Regions from separate parts of the Mus musculus genome. Here regions 2 and 3 are each linked to region 1. Evidence: chromatin loops called from intact Hi-C (ENCODE). Cell type or tissue: heart. All regions are shown on one strand.

Evidence for each region. A loop is a pair of places that touch in the nucleus more often than their neighbours do. Peaks named below come from ENCODE experiments on the same cell type or tissue, not always from the same donor. Only the 100,000 strongest peaks of a DNase experiment are listed, where the experiment ranks them.
Region 2: a loop joins it to region 1, with 1.8 times the contacts of the local background. A loop is called at or near these places in 6 of 42 quality-filtered maps.
Region 3: it touches region 1 in a loop (9-fold over the local background); 6 of 42 quality-filtered maps call a loop at or near these places.

Annotation. Positions count from the first base shown.
Region 1 is chr2:154,888,753-154,896,752 of GRCm38, reverse strand. It overlaps Eif2s2 (eukaryotic translation initiation factor 2, subunit 2 (beta)), which reads left to right and starts at 3,847. Exons shown (of 9, transcript NM_026030.2): 1 at 3,847-4,063. The coding sequence starts at 4,049. In heart, a CTCF peak has its summit at 4,095; a DNase peak (open chromatin) is centred at 3,862; H3K4me3 peaks cover 2,637 bases; H3K27ac peaks cover 1,934 bases; H3K27me3 peaks cover 422 bases.
Region 2 is chr2:154,798,108-154,806,107 of GRCm38, reverse strand. All of the region lies in intron 1 of Raly (hnRNP-associated with lethal yellow), which reads right to left. Among named protein-coding and RNA genes, the nearest start is that of Raly, 11 kb to the right of the region's middle. In heart, no CTCF peak of the experiment used is centred here; no DNase peak of the experiment used is centred here.
Region 3 is chr2:154,653,917-154,661,916 of GRCm38, reverse strand. Chmp4b (charged multivesicular body protein 4B) reads right to left here and starts at 4,891. Exons shown (of 5, transcript NM_029362.3): 1 at 4,546-4,891. The coding sequence starts at 4,735. In heart, no CTCF peak of the experiment used is centred here; DNase peaks (open chromatin) are centred at 3,846 and 4,976; H3K4me3 peaks cover 3,254 bases; H3K27ac peaks cover 3,395 bases.

The DNA of each region.
Region 1 (8,000 bases):
CGTGAATTCCCTTTCTCCATTTCTGTCACTTTCCCTTTTATTTCTACATTATTTTCCCATTTGTTCAGTCTTTATCTTCTGAATGAACAGGCTTTGCTGAAACTCCATCCACAGCTTCATTCTCTCCTCTTCAAAACCTGTCCACTCAGCAAGTTGAGGACTAGCCAGGGATATTTGTTGGATCTCAATAACCTAGGAAGAGAAAAGATGTGTCTATCACTGGTTCTCCACCAGGGGTGATGCTTATCCCAGCCCCCCTCCCGCCTCTCGCACCCCCCCCCCGCCCCCTGAGACATCAGGTAATATCATGACTGGAGGGAGTATGCTCCTGGCATCTTTGGATATTGACCAGGTACTGAATAGCCTCCATGCAGGGAACATCAACCTATAACAGAGTTGTCTTGTTCAAATTGCCAATAGTGTTGCTGGTAAGAGATCCTGCTATGCATAGATGCTAGTAGCTACAGACGACTGTGGTTTGGTGGCAGCAATTCAGATTCTCAAGGTAAAAGAATAGCCACCAGTATCAAACTGTCAGGGGTTCACTTTTTCTGTTGTCTGTATTTAACTGTGGATACACTTTCAATGCTCTACAAGCAGTTTCTTCATCTGGACAATGGGGCTAATAAACTATCTCTCTTGCTAAATTGTAAGTTCCTTGGAGGCAAGGATGTGCTCTGCCTAGATTAGGGACAGGTGTGCAGCAGGAAGTATTTCTAAATATTTGTGGGTTAACTCAGTTGTCTTCAGGCCTAAAGCAGAGAACATACTAAGGATTACAGAGCATGAGGAGAACAGCCTCGGGTAGTGGGCAGCTGTGCTGATGTTTTCATCTAGTGTGTGCCCGAACTAAGTGATTTCATAGAACATTGTTTTAATTTAATTAATATTTAGGGTGAGCCAAGATTCTAACACAACAATAAGTTTATACTTAGTGTACAGCAAAACGATCAGTAAGAAGACACTAAAGCCATCTTTTGTTTTTGTTTTTGTTTCTGAGACAGCATTTCTCTATGTAGCCCTGGCTGTCTTGGAACTCACTATGTATACTGGGCTGGCCTCAAACTCAGAGAGCCACTACTGCCTGGTTTGTTTGTTTCTTTATTTTGTTGTTGTTGTTGTTTAAGACAAGATCTCACCCCATCCTCTCGGGATCCATATTCTGGCCCACAACTCTGGCTGCTTTCCTAGAGGTCACTCCAGCACCAGGGACCCCAGACAGGAACTTAGCATAACTGTCATCAGAGAGGCCTCATTCAGCAACTTATGGAAACAGATGCAGAGACCCACAGGCAAACCTTAGGCAGAGCCTGGGGAATCCTGTGGAAGAGGGGGAGGAAGGATTGTAGGAGACAGAATAGTCAAGGACACCACAAGAAACCCTACAGAATCAATTAACTTGGGCCCCTAGGGGCCACAGAGACTGAACCACTAACCAGGGAGCCTGCCACAGAACTGACCTAGTCCCTCTACACATATGTTATAGTTGTGTAGTTTGGTTTTCATGTGGGACTCCGAACAACAGTAATAGGTTTTGCTGCAGACCTTCTGGGTCCCTATGTCTGCGTGGAACGGGGTCTCTCGACGCTGGTGGGCAAAGCTTGGATGAATGACAGACAGACACACACGCAGGAGAGTTTGTGTGGAATCTGAATGTAATTTTACAACTCGAGCATCAGACTTTTTATGCAGAGGACAATAAGGAAGTTGGGTGACATATTCGCAAGGTACAATTGAGGTGACCAGAATCTTACATAAAACAGAGGAATGCAAACACAAAAGGTCTAACCGGAACCACCCAGGATAGAATATATTGATAACAGCTGGGATCAACAAGGGCTCCACCTAAAATTCATTAATCTTAGAAGCCAGGGTCAAGGGCTTCCCGTCCTTGCCACAGTTCCTATTTTAGTCTCTTGTATAGTCTACCTTCTCCTTAGGCCATTGTAAATACGTGTGTATGGGTGTAACTCTGCTATAGTATCTATTCTGGTTTCTCCTTTGGTCTGAAACTTCCTTCTTTTTAAGTGATGGTAAATTCCTGTGTAAGGGAGTGACTTAGCTTTTACAATCTTGCTGAATTCTAAACCCTTGATCTTGGTCAAGGATGCCCTTGGACTGTTGGAACACTGGCGGAAGGCTTTAGCCATGTCAGAGCACTTATAGGAAAATACTGAAAGAGAGCACACGTGGATCCAACTCTAGACTAGTGCGGTAATGGAACTCGGGAATGAAAAATTAATGTATGGGTAGAGAACACTAGACTCCAGGAGGAGAGCTTCCTTGAAACTCTTTTGCCTCATGAGTGACTTTTAAGCCTTTCGGCTTGTCCAGTTGACTCGACCAGAGAGCGTAGCAAGGTTTTCTCTGACTCTGTTGCCTGCCTCTGGGATCCTTTCCCAGAGGCTAGGTGGGCTGCCTCACCCAGCCTTAATAGGATAAGATGCCTCTGGTCTTACTGCAACGAGTCATGCCAGGGCAGGTTGATATCAATGGAAGGCCTCCCCTTTCTGAAGAGAAATAGAGGATGAGTGAATGGGGGGTAGGGGCTGGGAGGAGAAGAAACTGTGGTCAAGATGTAAAGTATATTAATCAATTAATTGATTAATTTAAAAAGATAAAATCTTATGTAGTCCAGGCTGGTTATGAAATTCTGATATTCATGCCTCTACTTCTCAAGAGCTAGGATGGTAAGTGCTACCACACCCAGCTCAGACAGACCATTTTGTAATTCCAGTAGACCAAAACAAAGACAAACTCAGTAATCAGGTATGAATACAAAAATCAATCAAGAAGAACATTTTGCCAACTACAAAAATCACTAAGTACTTTCCCCATCTCTTCTAACGTGAGGGCTTTTTTTCACTAATCATAGATTAATCCTCACTTGATTCTTTTTATGCAAGAAGCATTAAAAACTTGATAATTACTCTCATCTCCTGATAGCATCTACTTACTTGAGCAGTCCCTTCAGTCACCTGAGTGGATCACCTGACGCCCCAGCTGAGCATTCTTTCAAACAGTGGGGCTTTGCAGTTCCCTGTGGTTACAAACACAGGTGTTTTTTTGTTGTTTTGTTTTTTAACTACAAGCGCATACTCCGAGGCCTTCCTAAATGGCAGCTGTATCTCCCCAGGGAAAATAGATGATACATCCAGAATTGTCTAGCAAAGACTCCATAAACAAGGAGTCATGTACCATATAAGGAAGCTTTAGTCAAAAAAGGACACATAATTAATAGTCCCAGATGATTATATCGCCTAGGACGTTGTAGTGTCTTTACTTATATGGTATGAAGTTCGTCAACAAGTTAATTACCTACTCTACACATTTCTCAACATAGCCCCTTTATTGAGCTAGTTAAGACTATTTCGAAGCTTCCTGACAGACTGTAGCTTGCTGGGCTGTTTCTCCTCAGAGGACGGCTTCGTTCCTCGGTCTAACTATGGAAAACCAGGGAAGAATCTTCTGAAGTAAAAAGCTAGAAGGTTAAACTTCTCACGAAGTGAAACGCTTCTACTGAGGTGCATTCCTCGAATACTAGACCGATTCTAGGGGAAAGCGTGAACTCAGCTCCACGGGTTCATATTAGGGTTTCCACTAAGTTAAACCTGAAAAATGGCCCCAAATTCACTTTACAAGCAACACAGCACTTTTCGAACCTCTTAGGTAACCAGCAGCACAAGAACCCGAACATCCTGACATGTTTAAAACAGTCGTGCACGCCCTCGAAACTCCCGAAGCGCACAAGCGCCGGTCTTTTCTAGCCAAACTACAAGTCCCAGTATGCCCGGCGCCGGGGAGTCGCCGAATAACTCGCGCCACGAGAAGCACGTAAGGTTGGCTTTACTGTACGCCTGCGCTTTGGCGAGCTCTGCGCAGGCGCACTTCCAACGTTTGAGAGGAGGGCGGGGTGTCGCTCCCTTTCGCTGATGCAAGAGCCTAGTGCGGTGCTGTGAGAAGTATCGGTGGGAGCTACGCTGACTCCGGGCCGTGAAGCCGACCGGTTTGACTTTTCATCCCTGCCGAACCCGCTCGAACTACAGCCATGTCCGGGGACGAGGTGAGAGGCTGAGCTGGAGTTAGGGCTAAGGACTGAGGCAGGAAGCCGAACCCACACCTGTGTGAGAAGCCGGGCCTGCGGCCTAGCTGTAGCCGGCCGCCATGTGGAGCAGCCCGGCCTAGGCGTCCCGGAGCTGTGGAGCCGGCGAGGACTCTGGATCCTCAGACTTGGTCTCCCTCGGCTCTCCTCAGGGCGGCGGCGAGGCCTGTCTCCCACGGTGATCGGCGTTTCGGAATGGAGAGCGTGTTGAGCCGTCCTCTCGGAAAGGGGTTGAATGCCGAGTTAGTTTGCCCGGCCGCCCCGGCATTCCTTTCCTCACACACATAGCCGCCTCGGCTCTCACGGCTGAGGGGTCAGGGTGCCCTGCGAGGCCCCTCTCGGTTCCGGTGGAGCACCGAGGTTAAAACTTTGTAGGCTGCCTTTTCCGGGCGGATATCTCGCTCCCGTTTCCCGCTCGAGGCCTTATTTCTTAAGACAGGAACCCAAAGAGCCAGAGGAGAAGATATTTTAAGTCTCAGGAAGTGACCACCTTTCGAGAAAAGTTTTCGGGCCCGAGTCCCAAAGTTTCCTTTACAGGCGAGGTGAGCAGGAAGGTCCGGCTGTGAAACTGACTGGGTTTGGATCTCAGAATTTTTCAAGCCCCGTCCCCCGTTTTATTGTGTCTTTTTTTTTTCTTTTAAATCTTTTTGGGTTTTGCCTTTTCCAGATTTATCCTAGTTCACATACCATTAAATGACTTTAAAGAAAAAAGAGTGGTCTTGGCTTAGATATTGCTTAGCATTGGGCCTAGAAGCCTAATCCTAGCCCCAAGGAAGTACTTTACGAAGAATTTGTGACTTACTTGACTTACAGGCCTAGGGGAGGGGTAAGAGGAATAGTTGAAGGTTCTGTGCAGAGTTGGCTTTTGAATGGGCTCTAGAAATGATCAGAATTTTCTCAACCAATGAGAAAACTGATCACAAGGCGTTTATGGTCAAGAAGGGAGAAAGTGCATAGAAAGTGAAGTATTCACTAGTTTGGTTGAAGTAGATGCTGGTTAGTTTATGGAGGACTTAGGTAACTACATTAAGGAATTAGAGATTTGTTTCATGGGAACTAGTTCTAGTTTAAGTTGGTTTCCAGGGTTCAGTAAAATAAATTCCTGTAAGTCCATTTTAGAGATGAGCCAATTGGAGCTTAGAGTTGTACAGTGCCTCTAATAAAATTCCAAGTGCCTGAGCTAGTAATAGAATCCCAGCTCTGTGCAGTATGCCTTCATCTAAATGACTAGGAGGCTCTTGCAAACTCACTAAACTCTGGAAGAGATAGATGTTTCTTGCTTGAAAGACACGTTAGACATTGCTCTTTGCTACTGCATTATGTGTTAGAAAAGTTCAGAAAGTGTTTAGCCTTTATTTCTACTCACGTTCCAGACTTAAAAATAACTACCTATATACAGCTGTGGTGTTCTGTGGTAAAGTGCTTATGGGTAGTAAGAGGTAATAGATAACACATGTAGTAACCAAACTTCGTAACTTAAAAATAACTACCTGTGTATTGTTATATTGTTCTGTCTATTGCTTCTGTGGTAAAGTATGGTGTAGGAAGAAGTAATGTTTAGACTAGTTTAAAGTTTTTTTTTTTTTTTTTTTTTTTTTGGTTTTTCGAGACAGGGTTTCTCTGTATAGCCCTAGCTGTCCTGGAACTCACTTTGTAGACCAGGCTGGCTTCGAACTCAGAAATCCGCCTGCCTCTGCCTCCCAAGTACTGGGATTAAAGGCGTGCGCCACCACGCCCGGCCTTAAAGTTTTATTGTTTTGAGAAATGTTACTCCATAACCAGCTGATCCAAATTTGCCATCAAGTTAAGATATTTTCTCCTCAAAAGTATGTCAGTATCAAGTTTGAGGACAACATCCCTGCCTGCCCCCCTCACCGTCCACCACACACAGTAAAGATAAGACTGAGGATGGCTTATTCTTAGTGTGCTAGGCATCAACAAAACTGAAGTAAAAAAAAAAATTAAATGTTTTGTTGTTGTTTGAGACGGGGTTTCTCTGTGTAGTCCTGGCTGTCCTGGAACTCTGTAGATGAGACTGGCCTTAAACTCAGAGGTACACCTGCCTCTGCCTCCAATTGCTGGGATTAAAGGTGTGCGCCCCCAACTGAGGCTTGATAGGAAACTTTTTTTAAAAATTATTTTATTTCATGTGAATTGTATATTTGCATTTTGCCTACACATATGTCTTTGTAAGGGTGTCGGATTTCCTGGAACAGTTGTGAGGTGCTTTGTGGGTGCTGGGGACTGAACCTGGATCCTCCGAAAGAGCAGCCAGTGCTCTCTGATTGTTGAGCAGTCTCTCCAGCCTCAATATGAAACTTTTTAAGCCAAAGTCTTAATGTGTATCTCAAGCTGGCAAGTGTGATCTTGTGATTTGGGGAGTTCTGCTTTGGGTGCTGACTTAGGTTTTCTGGTTTCCTTATGCAACTATTTTACAGGGATGTGTGAACAAAAATAAGTATTAATATGTTAAACATGTGTTAAGTATTCTAGGAACATAATTACAATGTGGCATAAGATTTCTGAGTGTTTACTACTAGCCTGCAGTCTACTTACTATAGACCTAAATTAGAATTTTCTTGAGGGGTGAAAGGTAACTAAAACTATCATCTGATCATTTTAGGATTTCCCCCTTCTTTGATCTGTCTTGATAAGGTATGATGGGTGTAATAGTGTGTCCCTATAATCCTAGCACTTGGCTTAGGAGTTCAAGACCAGCCACAAAAGCAAACTCAGAAAAAGCCACTAGTAAATCAGGGAAACTTAGACTGGAAAAAAAATGAGTGGATTGTAAGCTCTACCAGAATCAAAGTTTCAATGCCTGGAATTTTGTTTGCCCTTATGCCAAGTCTTCTTCCTACAGTATAGCTGTGTTCTTGACCTCTTTATAACAGATTGCAGCATTCTTTCCATGTGGGATTACCTCAGGCCCTGTAGTAAGTCAGCACTGGACTTGCTTTTGGTATTGGTGCTATATGAAAATTTCCATAATGCCTTGAACAGACTTGTCTGCTATGACAATTTACTTTATTACAAGGTTTCAGTCTTTCGATAGACATAAAGGAATTACAGTTAGTTATTAGAATCAATTTGGGAATTTTAAAAAAAACCAGTTTTGTTATGTCTGAAAAATCAAGTTACTCCTTAGTTGAGGAATCTTCAATGACAGGATCATTGTTAGTTATAACTACAATCAGATAGTTGATTCTCACAGTAACTTTGTCATGGTTGGTATCAGTTATCTCCATTGTACAGATGAAGATGTACAGATGAAGCATAGGGTAACCCACATGAGTTAGAGTCAGGATTGGACGCAAGGTAATTATGCTCCAATGTGCTTTCGATCACTACACAATGAACAAAATGATAAGCTTAAACATGATAGGAAAAAAAATACTTTGGACTTGAATCCAGTTCTGTTTGACTAAAGATTTTGCTTTCTTCACTAGCAGGAGTATGCCCTATATGTTCAAATTATTTTAAGGGATCAGTATAAACAGTCTACAGGTTAGAAATTAATTTTTCACTTGTTCTACAATAGATTTAGATGAAAGTGGCTTGTGAACACTTCACATTACATAGCAAAAAACAGTGAAGGATTCCTTAGAAAAATTTCTTACAGTAAGGGTTGCTGATAGGGTTCCATAAAAGTTAAGGTTGATGTGAATTTCAGCATAAATTTTTAATTTTTTTTAGAATATTTTGCTTACTGTTTTGATAGTTCCATAATGCAGACAATATATCTTTATTTTGTATTTACCTCTAACTTCTCCAAACACTCAACAGATGAAAAATTTAAAAACCAAGTCTTAGATTGTCTGGTGTTAGCATCTACTCAACCTTAAATAAAACGTTTATCATCTGCCTAGACATTGTTGGTCCTCACCCATAAATGAGG
Region 2 (8,000 bases), 91 kb after region 1:
AGGCATCCCCAGCACCCTGGCCTAGGATGTACACTCACCCTCATACCCAGTAAACTGATTAGACAGTTCTCAAATACAAATGACCCGTGAATATCTGAAAAAATAGTGACTATTCTTAGCCATCAGAGAAACAAAGTACAAGCTCGAAGGAGGATCTGGGGAGAAACTCCTGCTGGTGAGACTGTAGTCTGGTGCAGCCACTTATACTACAGTGTGGCAGTTCCAAGAAAGAAAAAGGGGGGGGGGCCTAAAATAGAACTATCATGTGGCCTATATACTGGATGTACACTCAAAGGACTCTAAGTCACATACTACAAAGGTACTTGAACATCCATGTTTATTGTGCACTACTAAAAATAGCCAGGAAATGGAACCAGCCACTGATAGATGAATGTATAAAGAAAATGTACTCCTTATACACAATGAAATTTTATTCAACCACAAAGAAAAGTAAAATCATGGCATTTGCAATAAAATGGCTACAACTGAAAACTATTATGTTTGGAGAAATAAACAAGACTCAAATAACCACATTTTACCTTGTATGTATATTGTAGGGTGTGTGTGGCAGGGGAGAGAGAGATCTTTCTGTAAGAGACTGGAGAAGAAAGGAACAGGGGAGAAAGCAGAAATGGGAGACTTTAGGGGAAGGGTGGGACCGGTAAGAAAAGGGCAGGGAGCATAAAGAAGGGCAGTAGGGAAGTGGGATAAGAACAAACTGCAATATATGTATGAAAGTGAATTAATGAAACCTGTTACTTTGTACACTAACCAAAAATAAATCTTCGTTCACATTTGTCACTCTTATAATGCACACCGGGGTTATCTCAGGGTCTAACTCAAGAAAAGAAAAAAAAAAGCAAAGACAACATGTATTCAGAGTCTAACAAGTAGGATGCCAGTTTTTAATCTCTGATCTAGAGAATAAAATACTCTGAAGAGATCTAGAATAGAAAGCATCTGGTTGTCTCCAATGTTAAAAAGAACTGTTTTCTCTTAAAAGGGCTGCATCTCCAAAGTTCACAACTAAAATTTTCTTTTATTTGCAAAAGAGCAAAACTGCCTTCATTAGATAACACTGGAGTGAATAGTCCCACATAAATGTTTGCTGCCCATGAAACAAGATGGTACTCCATTATTCTACTGCCTCTGGAGTTTTAAAATATTTCCACAAAAGCAAAAACACCTCTATCCAACAAGAGAAAAAAATCAGTTACCCATGAAATAGTAAGTGAATCCCAGGAAGATTTATTGCTAGAAAAACATTTGGTTTTTATTTAAGAAGTCTCCCAACTATATTTATGATCACAGAACATACCATTACTACCACCACCTCAACAGGACTCAACAGAAAATACTTTCATAGGGCTGAGGTAGAACTAAAAGAGATTTTGAAGGGGTCAGCCCATAACTTATCACCTCTGTGAGCACAAATACACGGTATTAAGTATGGCATCATTACAAAATGGGCACACAATTCACTGCAGCTATTAAAATGAAGACAGATTCAGTACCCAGGTCAGATTTTTTTTTTTTTAACAAATATTCAAACTGACCAGGAGCCTAATATCCCTCTGGTTAATGTCTCTAGTGGAAACTCCAAAACCCCTTGATCCTTTAGAAATGCCCTACAGACACAGAATCAAGAGCTGAGTACTATTTAACATTAGGGAGCAGCCAGGGCTATCTTTTTTCTCAGCCAGGTAATTTAAGGTACATTTTCTAATATTTGCTCATAGAACAAAGAAAAAAGGTTCTAAGACATGATCTACGTTCACGGCAGCCTTCGTTCACGGCAGCCTTCAAAGTGCTTTGGTAAAAAACGCCCAGCAAGGTTCCACTGGCAGGATAAAAGCTAACAAAGAAATGGTCGCTTTCCCCTAAGAAAATAGGGTGAAGACAGATGGGATCTCGGTGTTTCCCATCTCTTCTGCTTTAAGAAAAAACAAACAAGCTCTCTAGGTACATGGGAAGAAAATCTCAATTAAAAGAACAGCTCCATAGACTGACCTACAGGCAATGATTGATGTAGGAGGACCTAGCTCACTAGGAGTGATATCACCCCTGTGCAGGTGGTCCTGGATAGATAAGAAAACAGGCTTGAGGGGGTTGAAGAGATGGCTCAGCAGTTAAAAGTACTAGCTGCTCTTCCACAGGTCTTGAGTTCAATTCCCAGCAACCACATGGTGGCTCACAACCACCTGTAATGGGATCCAATACCATCGTCTGAGTGCGTCAGAAGACAGCTATGGTGTATTCATATAGATAAAATAAATAAATAACTCTTTAAAAAAAGAAAAAAGGGAAAAAAAAACAGGTTTGACACTGGAGAGAAAGCTCAGCGGTTAAAGGCTGCTCTTCCAAAGTTCAATTCCCAACAACCACATGGTGGCTTATAACCATCTGCAATGAAATCTGATCTTTTTCTGGTGTGTCTGAAGACAGGAACAGTATACTCACACATAAAATAAACAAATCTTTAAAAAAGAAACAAAAAAGCACTTGTTACTCTTGCAGACATCTGGGCTTAGTTCCCAGCACCCACTTGGTGGTCCACAAACATCTGTAACTCCACATCCAAGAAACTCTTCACTCTCTTTTGACCTCCATGCACACACACAGTGCACATACATACATGCAGGCAAAACATTCATACACATCAAATAATTCTAAATTTATTTATTTTATAAGAAAAAAAGAGAAAAGAAAGGAGGCCAAGTGAGCCATGGGTACAAGCCAGGAAATTCCTCTGTGGCCTCTGACTTCCCTGGATGATGGACCAGAAACTGTAAAATGAAATAAACCCTTTCCTCCCCAAGCCGCTTTTGGTCATGATGGTTTATCACAGCACCAGAAACCTAACTAACCTAACAGATCCCTCCTACTTCCCTCCTGCTAATCATTACCAGGAACATGGATGCTACTCTGGTCATTCATCTGTCTCTCTACTCAAGGTTCCCATCATACAAACCATCATCTATCTCTCTTCTATGAAAAGTAGAAGGGGGAAGGATTAATTTACTTTAACTGACAAAGAAAATGTATGAGTGTTGCTTCTAGATAAGTCTGGGTAATATAGTCCAGAAACAGAAATACTGGCATTTAATCACTTCTAATCATAGACAGAATATTAGAAATGAGGACAAAGACAAACAACATTCACTATCCTTATACAAGACCAACCCAACTCAGATATTTAAGTGATTTCTCCTGATTTTAGACCAGTTCAGACTACTCTTGCTGTCTCAGATAACTACAGCCCAAAGAGATCCCTCCCTATGGAAGCCCTGCCACTTACCTATTCCTTCTGACAATGCCTCATCGACTTACCATTTTACTTTATGTTGTACTTTTAATTTTAATACATTACCTCTTTTTTTTTTTCTTTTTTCTTTTCTTTTTTTTTGGTGTGTTTTGGTTTTTTGAGACAGGGTTTTTTTTTTTTTTTTTTTTTCTCTGTGTAACCCTGGCTATCCTGGAACTCACTCTGTAGACAGTCTGTCTGGTCTCCAACTCAGAAATTCCCCTGCCTCTGCCTCCCAAGTGCTGGGATTAAAGGCATGCACCACCACTACCTGACTTTTTTCTTTTTTAAAAGATTTATTTATTTATTTATTTATTTAATGTATTTAATGTGTACACCATTGCTCTCTTCAGACACTCCAGAAGAGGACATCAGGCCCCATTGCAGATGGTTGTAAGCTACCACGTGGTTGCTGGGAATTGAACTCAGGACCTCTGGAAGAAGAGCAGTCAGTGAGTGCTCTTAACCTCTAAGCCATCTCTCCAGCACCCCCTCATTTTCCTTACACAGTAAGGGAAACAGCTATAGAATATTAACACCCACCTTATGAGAAAATGGAATTTCAGTGAGAAAAATTATTTCTCCAGTTTATTAGTGCCATATAAATAGAGTAAACCTTCTTGTCCCAAGTTTAGTTGTCAAAGATAGGAAACTACCTCATTCTCAGCATTTTTATCTCCTCCAAAGACAAAGACATTTATAGGTCACTTAGAACCAGAAAATGCCTTGGTGGTCTCCAATTCACTGCCTTCAACATTATCTCTAACCTTAAAAACATGCTTCAACCTTCTTAATATTTTTTAAAAAGTATTTTTAAAGATTTATTTTTTAATTATTTTATTATCGTATTTTATGTGTATGAGTATTTTACCTGCATGTTTGTTTCTGTTTCTTTTTTTTTTTTTAAAGATTTATTTATTTATTTATTTATTATATGTAAGTACACTGTAGCTGTCTTCAGACACTCCAGAAGAGGGAGTCAGATCTCGTTATGGATGGTTGTGAGCCACCATGTGGTTGCTGGGATTTGAACTCGGGACCTTTGGAAGAGCAGTCGGGTGCTCTTACCCACTGAGCCATCTCACCAGCCCCTGCATGTTTGTTTCTATACCACTTTTTTTTTTTTTTTTTTTGGTTTTTCAATCTATATCACTTTTGTGCCTGGTGCCCACAGAGCATTGAATTCCCTGAAACTAGAGTTACAGACAGCTGTGACCCACATGTAGATGGTGAAAATCAAACTGGAGTCCTCTGGAACAACAGCAAATGTTCTTAACCACTGAGTCATCTCTCCAGTCCCATTAATTATGAGAGAGGTGGAGAGGGAGAGGGAGTAAGGTCTAGGAGCTGGTTCTCTCCTTTGATGGTGATGCATTCAGGATGCCAGGTCTATATAGTTACCCACTGAGCCATCTCAAGAACCAACTTATTCTTTTAGACCCCTCAGGCAATGCTAAATTGCTGGAAGAAACCATTGCCATAATCCACCAACCTAAGCAACTTTTCTCCCTTAAGAGATAGGGGTTAGGGCTGGCGAGATGGCTCAGTGGGTAAGAGCACCCGACTACTCTTCCAAAGGTCCGGAGTTCAAATCCCAGCAACCACATGGTGGCTCACAACCATCCGTAACGAGATCTGACGCCCTCTTCTGGTGTGTCTGAAGAGAGCTACAGTGTACTTACATATTAAAAAAAAAAAAAAAAAGAAAAGAAAAGAAAAAAGAGATAGGGGTTATAGCAGGGCGTGGTGGCGCACGCCTTTAATCTGGGGGGGGGGGGCAGAGGCAGGCAGATTTCTGAGTTCGAGGCCAGCCTGGTCTACAAAGTGAGTTCCAGGACAGCCAGTGCTATACAGCGAAACCCTGTCTCGAGAAAAAAAAAAAAAGAAAAAAAAAGGGGGGGGTTTTAATGGGATCAGGTGTAGAGAGCAAATAGGAAGAAAATTGGGGGGGGGGCAATCTTTAGGACTTGCATTCCAGAGACCTAGGACTGGGGGAGGCCCCAGAGACTCTAGCTGAGAATCCTAGCAGTGGGGGATACAGAGTCTGAAGTGGCCACCTCCTGTAGCCAGGTAGGACTCCCACATAGGACACCAACCCACCCACAAAATCTTTAACCCAAATGTGTCCTGCCCACAAGACGTAAAAGAACAAAGATGGAGCAGAGACAGAGAGAATGGCCAGCCAATGACTGGCCCAACTTGAGACCCATCCCATGGGTAAGAGCCAATCCCTGACAATATTAATGATACTCTGAATGAGAGCTTCACCCAGCAGCCAATGGAAACAGATGCAGAGACCCAAGGCCAAACAAGGCCAAGCTCTTGTGGAAGAGCTGGGTGAAGAGCTGGGGAAAAGGATTGATGGACCCAAAGAGGACAGGGACTCCATAGAAAGACCAAAGGAGTCAACTAACCTGGACCCTTGGGGGGTCCCAGAGACTGAACCTCCAACCAAAGAGCAAGCATGGGACTTAAGCCCTCTGCACATATGTAGCAGATGCGCACAGCTTGGTCTTCATGTGGGTCCCCCTGTCTCTGAAGCTGTGAATCTCATTCCCCTAAAAGGGCTGCCTTGTCTAGCCTCAGTGGGAGAGGATGGATCTGCTCCTGGAGTGATTTGATATGCCAAGGTGGGGTGATACCCAGGAGGGGGATACCCAAGAGCCCCCCACTTCTCAGAGGAGTAGGAAAGGGGAGCGGCTCTGTGGGGTGAACCAAGAGGGAGGGCTGTGATCAGGATGTAATAAATTAATGAAAAAAAAGAGTTCTTCACCATTAGAACCTTCATGTTTCCTCTAATTCTACTTCCATTTTCTAAGACTCCATGCAGCAAAGCAGTCAAAGAAGGCAGTCACAATGATGACCTTTGAGAATCACAATTTAATCACAATTAATAAATTACAAAAACATAACTCAAAATAACTGTATTACAAATAAAAGTCCTATTTTATACCAAAAGAATGTAATAATTTAATATGATATTTATTTCTCCTTATTCTTAAATCAAAACTAGACAACACCAAATCTTTCTGGAAGCCAGGCTAAGAACTGATACTAGAACTACAGAAGATGCTAGGCAGATATCTGGACCCTCAACAAGGTCAGTGTTCTCCCCTATCTTAATGTTCTTGACTTCACAGGCCAGGGACTAGGCTCATAAGATATGGACACATTGGATATGAAAGGTAAGCAACCTAGCTAGATAATAGGCAGAAAAAAAAGAAAAAGGAAAATACCAAAAACAAATCAATACACTAGAAATCAGAGAATCAAACTTCATTATCTAGTGACGTTACCCATCAATTATGCTATTTCCCATCTGAATTTACACCTCAGGTATCTGGGCCAGAGAAGCAAAGGGAAGAATGGGATACAAATTGTCACTGTTGTTTTAGTTGTATTTATAGAGTATTTGCCTAATGTTCTCATCATAATGGCCATGTAGCGGTCAAAGGACAACTTGTAGGAGTTGGCTGTTCTACATGTGGTTCCCAGGAATCAAACTCCAGGTCGTCAGGCTTAGCAGCAAATAAATTTCTTTACCCCATGTGCCATCTAACCATCCCTGATTTGTCTTACTTACCCCTTCAGAATGGAAAAATAACTGCAGATAAGGTCATGTCTTCCTTAATTTTGTTTTTTGTTTTTTTGTTTTTCGAGATAGGGTTTCTCTGTGTAGCCCTGGCTGTCCTGGAACTCACTCTGTAGACCAGGATGGCCTCGAACTCAGAAATCTGCCTGCCTCTGCCTCCCGAGTGCTGGGATTAAAGGCGTGTGCCACCACACGGGGCTATGTTTTGCTTAACTACTAGGAGAACACATAGTAGGTACACAAAATTGCTGCAATGACTAGATGAGCTTAGGAGTAGAAGATAAGCTGTTGGAATTTCCAAACATAATCATATTACATCACCAACATAGCACAGTACCCCTATTCATGACCCTAACTATAGAAAGGGCTATTTCAATTGGTGTGAAGAGCCAATTTAAGGTGAGACGTTAGGGTTTTAAGAAAAATTAATCTTATGTTCCACTGATTCATGCACAGCCCTCATTATTATATTGGCAGCACCATTTCTTAGGGGTAGCTTACTGCTATTTAGAAGAACAAAGTCCAAAAGCCTGAAAATGGTCTGTGGGAACAGCAACATATGACTTCTCAGTATAGCATGATCAAATCTAACACAAAGAAAATCTAGACTTACAAAAATGAGTTACAGAAATTCTACTGCTAGGATTGCTTTCACTGGCACAAAGAATTTCAAATCAAACTAGACAAACAGATCAAGAGAAACCATGCAAACATTGCCTTTAACTAGGCTTACTGAAATCTTTAATAAACAGGAGATAGCTAAATACCAGATAAATGCCTCCAGAATGAAGAAAAACTGGCCAAAAACATTAAGCTGCTAAACTTGGCTTTTTAAAAGAGAATATTTATTTGGAGTAGAGCAATCATTTTGGCTTGACAAACTGAACTATTCATTTAGATGTCATTTCAAGGGCCGGGTGTCCACAGTAGGGGTACCTATCTCATAAGGCTAAAACTGCAAAAATGCCTCCTTGGGAGCCAGGCACACACGCTAATCCTATCATGGAGAGGCAGAGAGGCAGGTTGATCTCAAGGCCAGTTTGCTCTGCCTAGCGAGCTCTAGGACAATCAGAGCTACAGGGACCCTGACTCAAAAAAACACAC
Region 3 (8,000 bases), 230 kb after region 1:
CCACATCCTGGTCATACCTGATTCTCAGCTCTGAGCAGGGAGACTACGACCAGAGAACATAAGAATGAATATATAGCTTAAAGGTAAAGGAACTTGGAAAAAACATGTGACCCTCTTCTCATCTAACTGGAGCTACTACCTGAGACACACTGCAAATAATCCCATCTGGCTTGCATGCTGGCCTTGCAAAGGGCAGGGCACCAGCTTTGTAATGTGTATACCACCAAGACAGCTTCTGAACTTGGATCCATATTCTGATGGGCAGACTATGGTGCTGACTCAATTCTTCCCTTCTCAGCCCCATACGGGGCTTGCACACAAGGGGTATGTGGAGGGACAATGTCAGCCATGATAAGGCCCATGGCAATCACAGAAGTAAACAGAACACATGATGTCTCTGATCACTTGATCAACAAGTCTCTGAGATAAGATACATCGCTTTATAACCCTCACTTTCCTCCCTCTACACTGGGACAAATAAATACACCTTCTTTTGTGTGTGCCTGTGTGTAGTTGTATGAATACATATATGTACATGTATATAGATGCTAGGTCAAGGTTGAAAGGTCAAAGTTGAATAGCTTCTGTTAATCACCTTATTTTGGAGACAGGATCACTCGCTGAATCTGGAGCTCTAAAATTCAGAAAAGCTGACTGGCCACTAAACTATGGGCTCTGCTTGTCTCTGCCTTACCCCAGCTGGGTGACAGCTGGGTACACTGCTGCCCCTTCTCATGGGCGCTGGGGATCGAGCTCAGATCCTCATGCTTGTGTGGCAGGTACTTTACCATGAGCCATCTCTCCAGCCCCAAGTCTGGATATAGTTACACAATACTCATCCGTATCTAAATACCCACTGAGCATTAACTGTAATGCAGACGCTGCTGGGGATACAGCCATGACATGTCTGTAAAATCCCACCTCGTGGAGCCACAGGCGCTGTGGATGCTGTAACGCTCAGGAGAAAGCACTTTACAAACGTCAAAGGATTATCCTAGTATCACATGCAGACTTGACCTGTGCATCACCATACCCAGCTGCCCGCTGCCCCAGCTAAAAGCCTGGAAATGATCTTCCTCCTGTCTCAGTCCTGCTCACTCCAATAATCCCAGGTTATCACCAAGTCTCTTCTTGGGTGTGTATTTCTTTGTCCATTTCCATGTGTCTGTGCTGGGCCTTTATTCCCACCTGCTGGCACCTGTGTAACGATAATGTCGAGCAAGGGCTGATCTCTTACCATATGGCAAGCTTTGTGCTAAGAACTTTGCATGCACAGCATACCTCATCCTGTACTGCTGATGCTAGGACGTACAGAGCGGGGAAAGGCACAGAATAACCTGCCTGAGCACACAGTCAGGAGGAAGCTACAGCTCAAGCTCTGGTCTGTAAGATTCTGTCTTTGTTATGAGATTCCTGCTTCCGTCCCTCCCTGGTCAGTTTACACACCTTAGTTACACTGCTGCTGGAATGTTCTTTAAAAACCCAAGTAGATAAGATCTTCTCCTATAAAAGCACCAAAGGCTCCTCGGCATCTCCTGGATAAGATCCCAAGGCTACCAGCCAGTCTCCAAGGTAACCTATAGCCTGTCCAGTCCCAGACTCCAGCTAGGAGGCCCTTAAGCTGCTCCGGAATACACTAAACCCTCTGACCTCCCTCAATCTCCTTCCTCTGCAGAGCCTCCCTCCCTCCCTCCCTCCCTCCCTCCCTCCCTCCCTCCCTCCCTCCCTCCCCCCTCCCTCCCTCCCTCCCTCCCCTTCAAACGAGAACCTCTCCCTGCAGGGCGGTGGTGGCGCACACCTTTAATCCCAGCACTTGGGAGGCAGAGGCAGGCGGATTTCTGAGTTCGAGGGCAGCCTGGTCTACAGAGCGAGTTCCAGGACAGCCAGGGCTACACAGAGAAACCCTGTCTCGAAAACCCAAAAAAAAAAAAAAAAAAAAAAAAGAAAAAAGAAAAAAAAAGAACCTCTCCCTGTAACCTCAACCATCTAAACACACTTCACCACTGACTTCTAAAATTACTCCTGGCCCTTCCCACCCCCACATTTCCAATCCTGACTTCTTCCAGGAAGACAGGCAGTGTTTTCTCATTTCTGACATTCAGAGTCCCAGCCAGCAGTAGGTCAAGATATGAATGGTGTGCACATGGTGGTAGTAAAACCTCACAGCACTGTCTAAGGAAGTGGTTAGGTCCTAGGACAAGAATACATCAGACCTCAAAACAATAAAAAGAAGGGAAGCTTGCAGCAGCTCCTGTCCTCACAGGCAAACTCAAAAAGACAGAGAAAGTTCAACAATTTTCCTACAACTGAGTCACTTCTCCAGTCTCTCTACAAGCGTGTGGAAAGCCAGTTCGGTCCCCTATACAACTGCAGAAACTAAGCTAGCCTGGCCAGGGACCTGAGTTACTGATCTCACTGTATGGCAGGAGGGCAGTGTGCTCGGCGTCTGGGAGGCAGGAGAGGATGCATATTGACAACCCTCCTCCACTCCACAGTGAGGAAACAAACCTCCAACATGCAGACTGGCAAAATCCAGGACTCTAATTACCACTGGTGAAAAGAGGGTCCTGATTAAGGCAGAGCTGTCAGAGAAAAGGGCTGATTAGAGAACACAGCCCCGTCCGTTCTTCTCCACAGCTCTAACTGGTGTCCGGTCCACAGATGGATGCCTGCACCTTCCCTACATGCCCTTCCCACTCTCCAGACACAGCCAGATGCTTAAAACTCTAACCAGTGATTAGGACTGGCTTCAGAACACCCTTCAAAAGCTTTCCATCCACTTAGAATTCAAACTCTGATGTTAGCAATTCAAGGCCCACCCCTCCCTTCGCTTCCCCCACTCTCCCTTCAACCACTAGAAAGATACAGAGATCTTTCAACCTCTTAAAGCAGGCCAACTTCCCAGCCATTCCTCTGCTATTCTCCCAACCAAGAAAAATCCCCCCAAAGCTGGGTACTTCAAAAGGCCGCAGTTCAAACTTGAACTTTTCAAAGATGTTACCCTGACCATCCTACCAAGACAGCACCCTACTCTATCACTATGACCCCACTTCTTAGTCGTAATTAGTGCTCATCACTAACATCTCCAAATTGGTTAGTTTCTTCATGTAGTGTCTCCCCTACCCCCACCATCTTCCTTTTTGAGACAGTATCTCTCTTGTTGGCCATCTGGGCCTTCAGACTGCTCTGTAAACACGGATGACCTTGGCCCTCCTGCCTCCACCTCCCAGGTCTGAGCTTACAGGCTTTCAGGGACATGCACGGCTAGTACCTTTTCTTTAAAGCAGACATTGTTTGATATCCCTCTATGAATCAGACTGGATGTCCTGGGTACTCAGAATTCCCTCAATGTTTGCTATGATATTGGCAGAGGAGCAGCCCTCAAGATAGGTTATCATTGTGATACAAAACAAGCTAATGTTTCCCATGTTAGTTAAGCCCCTACTAGTACTGGATATTATAAACACTCTTAGGAGGATAAATCCACTAAAGGTCACAGTCCCGGAAGAAATTTCCCTGGTAACCTTCTGGGTTAAATACTTGTTTGCATGATTCCTAAGCCAGCCCCCCCCCCCCACCTCTCTCTATCTCTCAACTTCGGCCCACTCTCAAGGGGTGACCTGTCACGCTATGATTCATGCTCACATTGTTGTAACAAAAACACACATGAGCATTTTGACTTTCTTTACAGTCATTCACACATTTTCACATCCATCTCACTGAAGAAAACTACAAGGTACTTCCTAGACAGTTTCGATTCCTAGACAGGAAGCAAAGAAGCTTTCAAGTTCCAATCAACAACAGGACTGGGTCAACAGAGGCAGAGTCCTCGTCATTTCTGGTTCAGGAGGAACGGGGAAGTGGTGAGTCACAAGAGGGTAAGGCTTACAACACGGAAGCTCTGAGAATCACAGGGTTATCGACATCTTAGGTCTTCCAGTGGCCAGCTCCTAGCCGGTGGATGTGGAACTCAAAACTTAACAAGTACACTCAACAAGTGAACAGACAGAGCGGGTCCCAGAGGGTCTCTTCACTCCCCAGTTCTCTTTTTTCTCCATAAAGGAAGCTTCTCAAGAAGACTCCTAAGTCAGGGGCAGAAGGCAGCTCAGACGTCACCAAGGGCTCAGGAGAGGACAGAGGTGGACCAAGAAACACATAAATGATAGGGTGGGGCAAAGAAATGAACCAAGGTGGGGGTAGAGGCAGTGGCTGGGAAGATGGGTGAGGCCAAAGAGAAAAGAATACAATGGAACAGAGTGGAACAGACTGAGCAAAGTTAAAGTGCTGTGAGATCTGGGTCAGAAGAGGCCTGCCAGGGTAGGGAGAGTTTGAAGGGAGTCTGATGATGCAAGTGAACCGGCTCAAGGAGACCCAGAAGGAGTCAGATGGAAAGGGATCCCCGGCTCGGCTGGACAACGAAAGAAGTCTGGCCGGAGAGTTCCAGAGTCGAGAGAGACCCCGAAACGAGTTAGACAAAGTGGAGTCCGGGCCTGGGGAGCCTTAGGAGAGCCAGTGGAGAGTCTGATGGGGCCCCAGCCGTCTCACCGCGTTTATTTTTGGTGCCGTGCTTCTTGGCAGCCGTCAGCTCCTGTTCGATTTTCTTCTCCAGGAACTCCTGCTTCTTGCTTAACATCTCCTCCGTGTCCCGAAGCCGCTGGATGGCCTCCTGGGGGGTCGGGCCGCCCTTGCCCGCCTTACCCCCTCCAGCCCCGAACAGCTTCCCGAACACCGACATGGTTGCTGCTCGCCGCGCCGGCCTCCGGCGCCCACTCCGGCTCGGCTCGGCTCGGCTCGGCTCGGCTCCCGCGCCCACTCCCGGCCTGCCGCTCCCCGCAGCCGCAGGCCTCGCCTCCACCTCCGCCCCGCAGCTGGGCCCGGCCGCGCCACCTCCCACAGGCCCCCACGCCCGGGCCCGGCCGGCGTCAGGGCAACGCGCCGCTGACTACAGCTCCCAGAGCACCACGCGCCCGCAGCCCCTCGAGTCTAAGGGAGGACCGCGCGCTGCAAGCCGGGAGTCTGAGTTTTCCGGCTCCTGGCGTACTATGGCGCATCTTTTTAGTCTCGCAGAGGTCAAAGGGCAATGTGGCATGCTGGAAAATGTAGTCTCTTTGGAATGTGTTCCGTAGAGATGAAAGACCAGGAAGAGAAGAAATAACTATTACAAAAAGAGGGGTTCGTTGTGCTGGTCCGTGATAGAACCCTGGACCTAATTCACAGCACGGGAAGTAATAGTGATAACAACATCACTCATTTTCTATGATCTCTGGAACATAGTACTTTACAATCATAATCACATTTGATTCTTAAAGCAGTTTACAACAGATAATGCTGTTCCTATTTTGTGTGTCTGTTTTGGAACCAGACTTTCATGTAGCCTAAGCTGGCCTTGAAGTTCCTAAGGATCAGAGGCTGGCCTGTCTCTGCCTCTGAAGTGTTGGATCTGTGCTGTTCCTAATTTATATGTCAGTGAATCAAGCCCAGGAAACTGGCTGTCTAACTAGCTTACTTTACCAGACCGGTCAGTTCTCTCTACTTGGATGAGCTGTCATTCTCTTTATTCACCTAAGAGACCTTCTGAAACCTAAAATAGACTAACCACCTTGGCAGTGTAATTCAACAGCAAAGCTTCAAAATCAGCCTCGAATATTCATTTAGATACTTACTTCCTCTTGCTTTCCAAAGCTGTAAATTTGAAATTGTCACAAGTCCTCTTAAAAGAGTTTGTAAGTGAGATAGGAATATAAAGGGCCCAGCTGACTACAGGCACTCAAATAAAGATGTGTGTTTTAAACAGGACTTGGCAATTCATGCCTATAATCTCACATCTTTTGAAAGGCTGAGATAAGAGGGCTGCCATGTGGTGGCACATGCCTTTAATCCCAGAGGCAAAGGCAGAGGCAGGTAGATTTCTGAGTTATAGGCCAGCCTAGTCTACAGACTGAGTTCCAGGACAGCCAGGGCTATACAGAGAAACCCTGACTTGAAAAAACCTCCTGAATGTAATTGTATTTCTGGCACTGAAAAAAAAAAAAGAAAGAAAGAAAGAAAGAAAGAAAGAAAGAAAGAAAAAGAAAAAACCTCCTGTCTGTTTGAGTTCTGACCTGCTTTCATGATGATCAATGATATGGAAGTATAAGCTCAGTAAACCATTTCCTCCCCGAGTTGCTTTGGTCACAATAATAGTAAGACACTCTAGGAGTATAGAAAGTCATGTTTGGGGGGATTATATTAGAAAACTCAAATTTAACTTAAATACTCTTACCACACAATTGGCATCCGTCTCTGGGGAAGAATTTGAACCTACATTGGGACTCTTGGTTTTGTTGTTGTTGTTTTTTGGTTTTTTCGAGACAGGGTTTCTCTGTATAGCCCTGGCCATCTTGGAGCTCACTTTGTAGACCAGGCTGGCCTCGAACTCAGAAATCCGCCTGCCTCTGCGGGACTCTTGTTTTTAAAAGGGTGCTGAAAGCCAGGGGCAGTGTCTGTCTATAGTGGCTGACACAGGAAACCTGGAGTTCCAGGCTAGTGTGGCCTTCATAGCAAAATTCTGTCTTGATCTCTAAAAGAAAATGAAGACGGAGGAGGAAGAAGAGGAGGAGAAGAAAAACTGAGACATCCATGATGTCTGCCTAGGATATGGGTACATCGCGCTGACACACGGACAGCTGCCGCCATCTTGCCTGAGGATTTGCCTGCCGTGGCAAGACTCACAGAGTACATCGGTTAGACACCAGTTGGGCTTCACTGTTCTGGCCTTTGGGTCAAGTGCGGGTCCTTTTGAAAAGCTTTCTTAACTTCTAACACCTCCGTAAAAGCCATGTGACAAACAGGGCTGGAGTGCTCTCTGGCTGCTCTGCCAGGCTCAGTTCCCAGCACCCATGTATGCGGTGGCACTCACAACTGCAGCCCCAGCCCCGGGAGAGCCATCGCCCTCTCTGACCTCCTCAGACACCAAATGCACGTGTAGCACAAATATATACACACATGCAAAACACCCATATAATAAAAGAATCTTTCTTACTTAAAGCCTCGTGAAAATAAGCAGAACATGGGTTACCCTGAACGAAAGAACCAGGGCACGAACACTCAAGGCAACCTTTCTGCCTTCACCTCTCAAGTGCTGGGATTATAGACAGACATGAACCACCATGCCCAGCTGGGTATCTTTTTGCTTTATTATTTCCAGTGCTAGCGATTGAACCCAAAGCACAGGGAACTGTGCTGGGTATGCTTGTTTACATCCTTAATCCCAGCACTCAGGAGTCAGAGGCAGTCGTTTCTCCATGAGTGTGAGGCTAGCCTGGTCTGCGGAGTGAGTTCTAGGTTTCACACGACTACATAGTGAGACCTTATCTCAAAGGGTGGTGCTGGAAATTACCTCCCTGGAGAGTCAGGTTGGGGATAGGCCAGACCCGACCCAGCAGAACCTGAGGGGGGAGAGGGAGATGTGTGCTGGAGGGGACCTCTTCCCAAAGCAATGGTGGGTTCAATTGAGTCTCTGTAAACCAAGTGGAGGCACAGGATGGGCTCACAGACTCCAGTAGATGACCTTAGCCTAGTAGATGACCCATACTCTCCCCACTACACTCCAGTGGATGGAAGGAATGGTCCATATTCAACCCTTTAGAACATTCGGTGGGCTCAGCCCTCAAAGCAATCCAGAACCCCAACACTTGTCACGCGCTTCGCTGCTGTCACTCCACGCCTGGTCACCATCACCTCTTGCTTGGACTATTGCAGTAGCCCCTTGAAGTGTGCCCCACAATAACTTCCCAAAGACACCTATCCCCAGAGTGTCCCTTAAAGGTTGTGAGAGGAATAGTATTCTGGATTATCCAGTTAGACATGGTGTAATTACAAGGAGGACTGGTATGCAGGACGCTCCTCCTGACTTTGAAGAGGAAGCCAGGCCAAGCCAAGAAATGCTGACTTTAAGAATCGAGAAAGGGCTGGTGAGATGGCTCAGTGGGTAAGAGCACCCGACTGCTCTTCCGAAGGTC